Regions from separate parts of the Homo sapiens genome. Here region 2 is linked to region 1. A link is an interaction called in ENCODE POLR2A ChIA-PET data of the cell type or tissue named here. Cell type or tissue: MCF 10A. All regions are shown on one strand. Each heading gives the region's core, and the rest is flanking DNA. Links, peaks and the distances in the headings are about the cores only. Region 1 overlaps COL17A1 (collagen type XVII alpha 1 chain). Region 2 has its middle 6.0 kb from the start of SFR1.

Evidence for each region. Peaks named below come from ENCODE experiments on the same cell type or tissue, not always from the same donor. Only the 100,000 strongest peaks of a DNase experiment are listed, where the experiment ranks them.
Region 2: POLR2A ChIA-PET joins it to region 1 with 7 read pairs; 17 of 35 experiments call an interaction of 5 or more read pairs at or near these places.

What each region holds. Positions count from the first base shown.
Region 1 is chr10:104,060,028-104,062,919 of GRCh38, forward strand. It overlaps COL17A1 (collagen type XVII alpha 1 chain), which reads right to left. Exons shown (of 56, transcript NM_000494.4): 12 at 2,231-2,302; 13 at 1,378-1,446; 14 at 92-253. Among named protein-coding and RNA genes, the nearest start is that of MIR936, 13 kb to the left of the region's middle. In MCF 10A, for the core only: no CTCF peak of the experiment used is centred there; no DNase peak of the experiment used is centred there.
Region 2 is chr10:104,126,689-104,129,606 of GRCh38, forward strand. No RefSeq gene overlaps it. Among named protein-coding and RNA genes, the nearest start is that of SFR1, 6.0 kb to the left of the region's middle. In MCF 10A, for the core only: no CTCF peak of the experiment used is centred there; a DNase peak (open chromatin) is centred at 1,713.

The sequences.
Region 1 (2,892 bases), core at 1-2,500:
CATAGGGTCCCAAACCACCTTGCTAGGACATTTGGTCTCCTACACTATTTGGCTTTCTTCTGAAACCCAAGCCACACAGGATCTGACGCACTTGCAGCGATGCTGGCAGGGGAGGCTGTAAAGACCTTCCCGCTGTCCTTGGTCATGATGAGCAGCTCCATCTCCTTCTTGGCAGGTGTGTTGTCTTTCTCTAGGATCAGGAACTTGCAGTCCTTGTGCAAAAGGTCATCGCTCTGCACACTTGTGGTGCAGGCTGGGGAGAAAGAAAATGGGTAAGAAGGAAGGACATGTGCCAGGAGAAGGGAGAGGGGAGAAAAGACAAGAAGAGGAAGGAGAAGAAAGAGAAGGAGGAGGGAGGTAAATTAGCAGGTGTGTATGAGGGTCTCTTGTTCTTGCTGACAGTGGTTACTATGAAGCATCTTGGGGACCAAGGACACCCTCTATGCCTGGCTGGGCCTGGCCACCAAGAGTTTGGGTCAATGTCAGAAGCTCTGGATGGCTGGTTTATGGGGGCTGCCTCCCCTCCTGGAGATTATAGGATCTTTATTGAATGGGTAAAAGTCCCCCAGTCAGGTAAGTCCTTCCTTAACTAACTTGGGTTCATTTTTATCCTCCAGGTCTTAAGAGTTGCCTTCTTGAGGAGGCTTTAGCTGACTACCCCATCTAAAGCACTTCACCCTCATACACACACTCCTATCTCTACCACATTACTTATTGCTTTCCTTATAATCTGTATCCTTTTCTGTAATTATCTTGCATACTTTATGTGTTTGTCGTCTGCCTCCACCACTGACATCAGCTTAGTGAAGGCAGGAATCTATCCTGTCGTGTTCACTGCTGTACTGTCAGCACTTAGAACACTGTCCATCTAATACAAAGAAGGTGCTCAGTAAAGGCTTTCCAATAAATGAATTGTTGAATGGAAGACAACACACTAGGATTAGAACAATGGAGGAAACAGCTCACTGTATGGTGCTGAAATATGTGGACAAAGTTGATATAGATTTTGTAGAAAGCAGGGAGGGTGCCAGCAGTTTCTGAGGGCTCCATGAGCTGCATGTAACAGGTGAAGGCCAAAGGCTTCCAGTCAAGGGCAGTGGCTAATGTGCAAGTGCCTGGCCCTAGGCAGGTATGGAGGGTGGAGCTTCCTGCCCCCTTCTGATAGGAACATTCATGGGAATGTTCACCTTTATTCACTCATGGAAACATCCAAGAGGCCTTTGGGGCAAGTTGCGTTTGCAGGCCTAAGACCACTCATGGGTCCTATTTCCTCTTCCAGTATACCATGTGTATTGGAAGGATACACAGGCAGGATTACTGCAGAGTAATCCTCCCTGTGCACCAGCCTGAACCCTGGCAGCTGGGAGCAGCACTCACCGGCGGAGGTGGAAACGCCAGTGTTCACAGCCGCAGGACTCTGGGGCATGTTTTTCTTCACCCCATATGCTGCAAGAAAGGAAGCTGGGTCAGCATGGGAGGGTGGTTCCAGGTGACTCAGGAGAAGCCTGATCAGCCCTGGCAGAGAGGTACCCCCGACCCTCTCCAGTGAGAAGCAGATGATGAATCAACTCTCTCCAGCCATGGGGACAGTAATGAGGGTTTAGATGGAACGTTCTTAGGTATAATCCTCCTCATCCTTCTAGCTACTTCCAGGAAGTCCTCCTAGACCCCCATGCATCTCCTTCTCTCCTGAACTCCTACAGCCCTTAACACCTGCTCTGCATGGCCTATCACTTATTCCCATTGTCTTATAGAGCCTCTCGTTGTCTCATGTGTGTTAGACTTTCTCTTCCAATTAAGTAGCAGGCAAGTTGGAGGCAAAGGCTGACCTAGGTTTCATGTCCCCAGTCACCCCCAGGTTGGCACAGCGGTGGCAACCTGTAGGGGGTGCACCATAAAATCAACCAGATGATTGATTTGCAGTGACAGTGGGCTGTCAAGGACAGCAGTGAGCTGGCAAGACCACCAACCTAACCAGTTTGGCTGTGAGAGACACAGGAACATACAAGTGATGCCTTACAAGGTGATGCTGTTGACAGGACAGCCTTCCCTGTGTGCTTGACTCATGTCTGAGCCAGTTAATGATCAAGATTGATATCTTGAGTGTTGTGTCTTTGGTGGGAAAGGTCGACTGATTTTCAGGGACATTTTGGGTCTCCTAATTCAGTGAGTTGTAGCTGCAAAGAGGTGTCACTTTCCAGCGCCTAAGCTCCAACCCTAGCCTACTGACCTGTGGAAGTGGTGGTGGTGCCATGGGACAGGGTGGTCAAGCTGGGGGCCAGATTGTTCTGCATGCCAAACACTGTGAAAGCAACCAAGGTCAGGTGAGTACAGGGAGCACGGGGGATGCCCCCTGGCTTAGGACGGCCCCCAGAGTCCCAAACCACTTTCATGATCAATGGTTTTGCCAACAGATTCCCAAACTTCCTCGGTTCCCACACTCTTTGTAACGTAGTAAATTTGTTAATACCCCCACCTACCTACCCCAGGCCAAATATTACTAACAGTTCTACTTATTACGTAGTTAGGTCCATCCAAGTTAAAAGCAGTAGTTTGCACAGGGTCTGACAGATGTTGCTGACAGATCTCTCAAAATTTTAAAATATCATAGGGGTTCCCTGTTTCCTGTGACACCCTGGGGTGCCTTGGTGCACAGTGTGGGAACTGTAAGCTTAGGATATGGACACAGACACCTCGGGTGCTGAGAGGCACTAACTTGGCAGACTCCTAGTATTCCCGTTAGCCCTTCCTTCTCCTGACACAAACACATAAAACTCCCCCACCTCCACTATGGTTTCGAAGGCTCCTTGTTTATTTGATTGCTTGTTTGTTTGTTTTCAACAACGTGCAGAAGCTTATTCCTCCTGGCCAGCAGCTTTGTTATTTAGGGCA
Region 2 (2,918 bases), core at 278-2,777, 67 kb after region 1:
CTGCCCGCCTCAGCCTCCCAAAGTGCTGGGATTACAGGCATGAGCCACCACACCCGGCTAAACCATCTACTTCTTATAAAACTACATTTCCTTATCTCCCACCCACATGAAGGTATCATGGCATATAAGGTTCTTCGCATTTGTTTGCCTTTCTAGCTTCATCTGTGAAATGGGTTAAATTTAGATTGGTTATTCTATTTATGAACCCACCTCCACAGGTTGGGTTTCTGCTGCCAAATTATACAGTTGTACCTATCATTTTGGCCATATATGGAGATAGGACCCAAACTGGGCCAGTCTCTGAAAATTTGGAATTTAGCTCAGGAAAAGAAAGCCCATCTCTTTTTGTGACTGCAGCTGTTGTATATATACCTGGAAGCAGCAGAGCTGACATGCTTAAGGGCAGTGAGTGTGCTTACCGAGAAAGGCAGAGGTGATAGGAGAGAATTTTATGGATCAGTGGCTTCCTGGTTTTAGTTGCTAGTCATTCTTAAGAGCTTTCTGGATTTCTGCTTTTGGGTCCTTTTAAGTGTTAAAACAGCTTTACTTAGCTTTTTCAAAAGCACTTCCCTACTAGTTTAGCACTCCTCTGAACCCCCCTCAAGTACATCCCACTTTCAGTCCAGTCCCTCCACATAATCTAACCAGTGTTGAATGGTTGGCACAGCAGGAGACGCCAGGGCCCTGCTTTTGTGTCCATTCTAATTGTTAGTGCCATGCCAGTAAACTCTTACCCTGCCCACATACACAAATTCCTGTGCCGCTGGCCTTTATGAATCTGAGGAGACTGGCCCAGACATCATATGAGCTGCCTCTAGCACTGGGATTCCTAGATGGGCACCCCTGTGGACTTCTACTGTTCTAGTGCTTATCAGCCAGCCTCTTATCACTGCTTGCTGCCAACCAGGGGCCTAAATGTGGCAGGGGAAATGTTGCCCCTTGTGGTGGTGCTGGCATTTTGTAGGTCATTATGGTATTTCTCCAGATCTCAGAGGCTGCAGCTGCCCACTGCTGACAGGCACATCACCTGGAGCCACCCATATATATACACTTGGGGGAAATACAGCATCAGCGAGACTCTGGTTCTGGGAAAGCTTAGGGGCATGGTAATGGGGATTTCCAGGGCATTGACTGGGTGCTGAGGTTCCAACAGCACAGCAGCTGCTCTGTTGGATTTAATGGGATGCTTTTATTAAAAACCACTGACTATGACAGCTTTACTTATAAAAATGAGAGCTAATACAACATAGCACTTGTTTTTAATTTTAAAAAACTAGAATATTCCAGTTTTAAAGAAGAAGAAATATAAGATAGTTATTTCAAAATTAAGAGGTTATTTAAAACTCCAATGGCAGAGCCAAGATTTGAAGCCCAGGAATAGATCCTATAATTTTAATTCCTATGCATAAAGCCATACTGTGTCTGATCCAGTTAATTATATCACTAGTTGATAATATAAATAATATTTTAAAGGACTATAAAATATGAATATATTTGCTGTTCAGCAGAAGCTGAGAGGAGTCAATACCATGAACAGTATTAAGAGAGGAGTTACTGTGCATGACCCACATGTCCTTCCAAAGCCCCAAAACCAGAAGGTATCTCCCGTTGAAAGGGCTTCTGGAATAGGGCTTGATGGCAAGAGGTGCCCACTAAGCCCCACTCCATCCATGCCTCAAAGTAAGGCAGTCAAGCAAGGAACATTGCCAGAGTCAACAAAGGTTGATGACTAAGAAATAGAAATGATGCCGGCTGCTTTGTTAAGACCTGGGAATCCACAGAGCATTATCTAGTGAAATTTGTGGCACTACTAGCAAATGGAGTCTCCAGACAGCTAACTTAGGTGAAAATGGAGTTTGTGTCACCAGAAAAGATTGTAAAAAAAATCAAGTCTAGTACATCTATGGTTGACTCAAACCAACAGGACAGAGAACTTCTGGCAATACCATCTTAAGTATAAAGTATTTGCACCCCTACCCTGGGGTCTGTCCCCACAACTCTCATCTCAGGGATAATTTTGAAGGACCCCAGATGTAGGAAATGGTACCCATGGGCACTTCCCTACTGAATACGCCAAACTGACTACTTCATGAGTCCGTCTAGTACAAAGGAGGGGAATCATCAAAGTGTTGGTCCTATCATTTCCCTTACCATCCCCATCCAGCACAGATCACTATGTGGGTGATCAATTACATCTTCTAAAGATTTATTTTGCTAAACAGAAGATTTTATAGTAGCTCTCTTGCTTTATCTACATCAGTGTATATTGGATATGGTACTGAGGATTAAACTTAACGTTGAGTTCATAAATTGCAGAACAGTGAGACAGTGACATCACTTGGAGATTGTGGTCCATGATCCCTGTGGACAGCAGTCCACAGGTTATGGAAGGGCAAAGCAGTTTTATGGCCAATTATTCATCTCATTATATAATTATCACCATCTAAAAGTGATAAACTACTTCATGGAAATAAGAAAGTATTTTTCTGTTGGTTAAACCCTATTGGGTAAAGCACAAAATTGAATTTTCTATTACAACATAAAAGAAATGTAGATTATGTCTCTAAAGTATGTTGTAATTTTCTTCTGAGATGGAGTCTCGCTCTGTTGCCCAGGCTGGAGTGCAGTGGCACATTCTCGGCTCACTGCAACCTCCACCTCCTGGGTTCACACCATTCTGCTGCCTCAGCCTCCCCAGTAGCTGGGACTACAGGCGCCTGCCACCACCCACCACGCCCGGCTAATTTATTTTTATTTTTATTTTTTATTTTTAGTAGAGATGGGGTTTCACCATGTTAGTCAAGATCTCCTGACCTCGTGATCCACATGCCTCGGCCTCCCAAAGTGCTGGGATTACAGGCGTGAGCCACCGTGTCTGGCCAAAATATGTTGTAATTTACAAATGATACAAGGCTTGG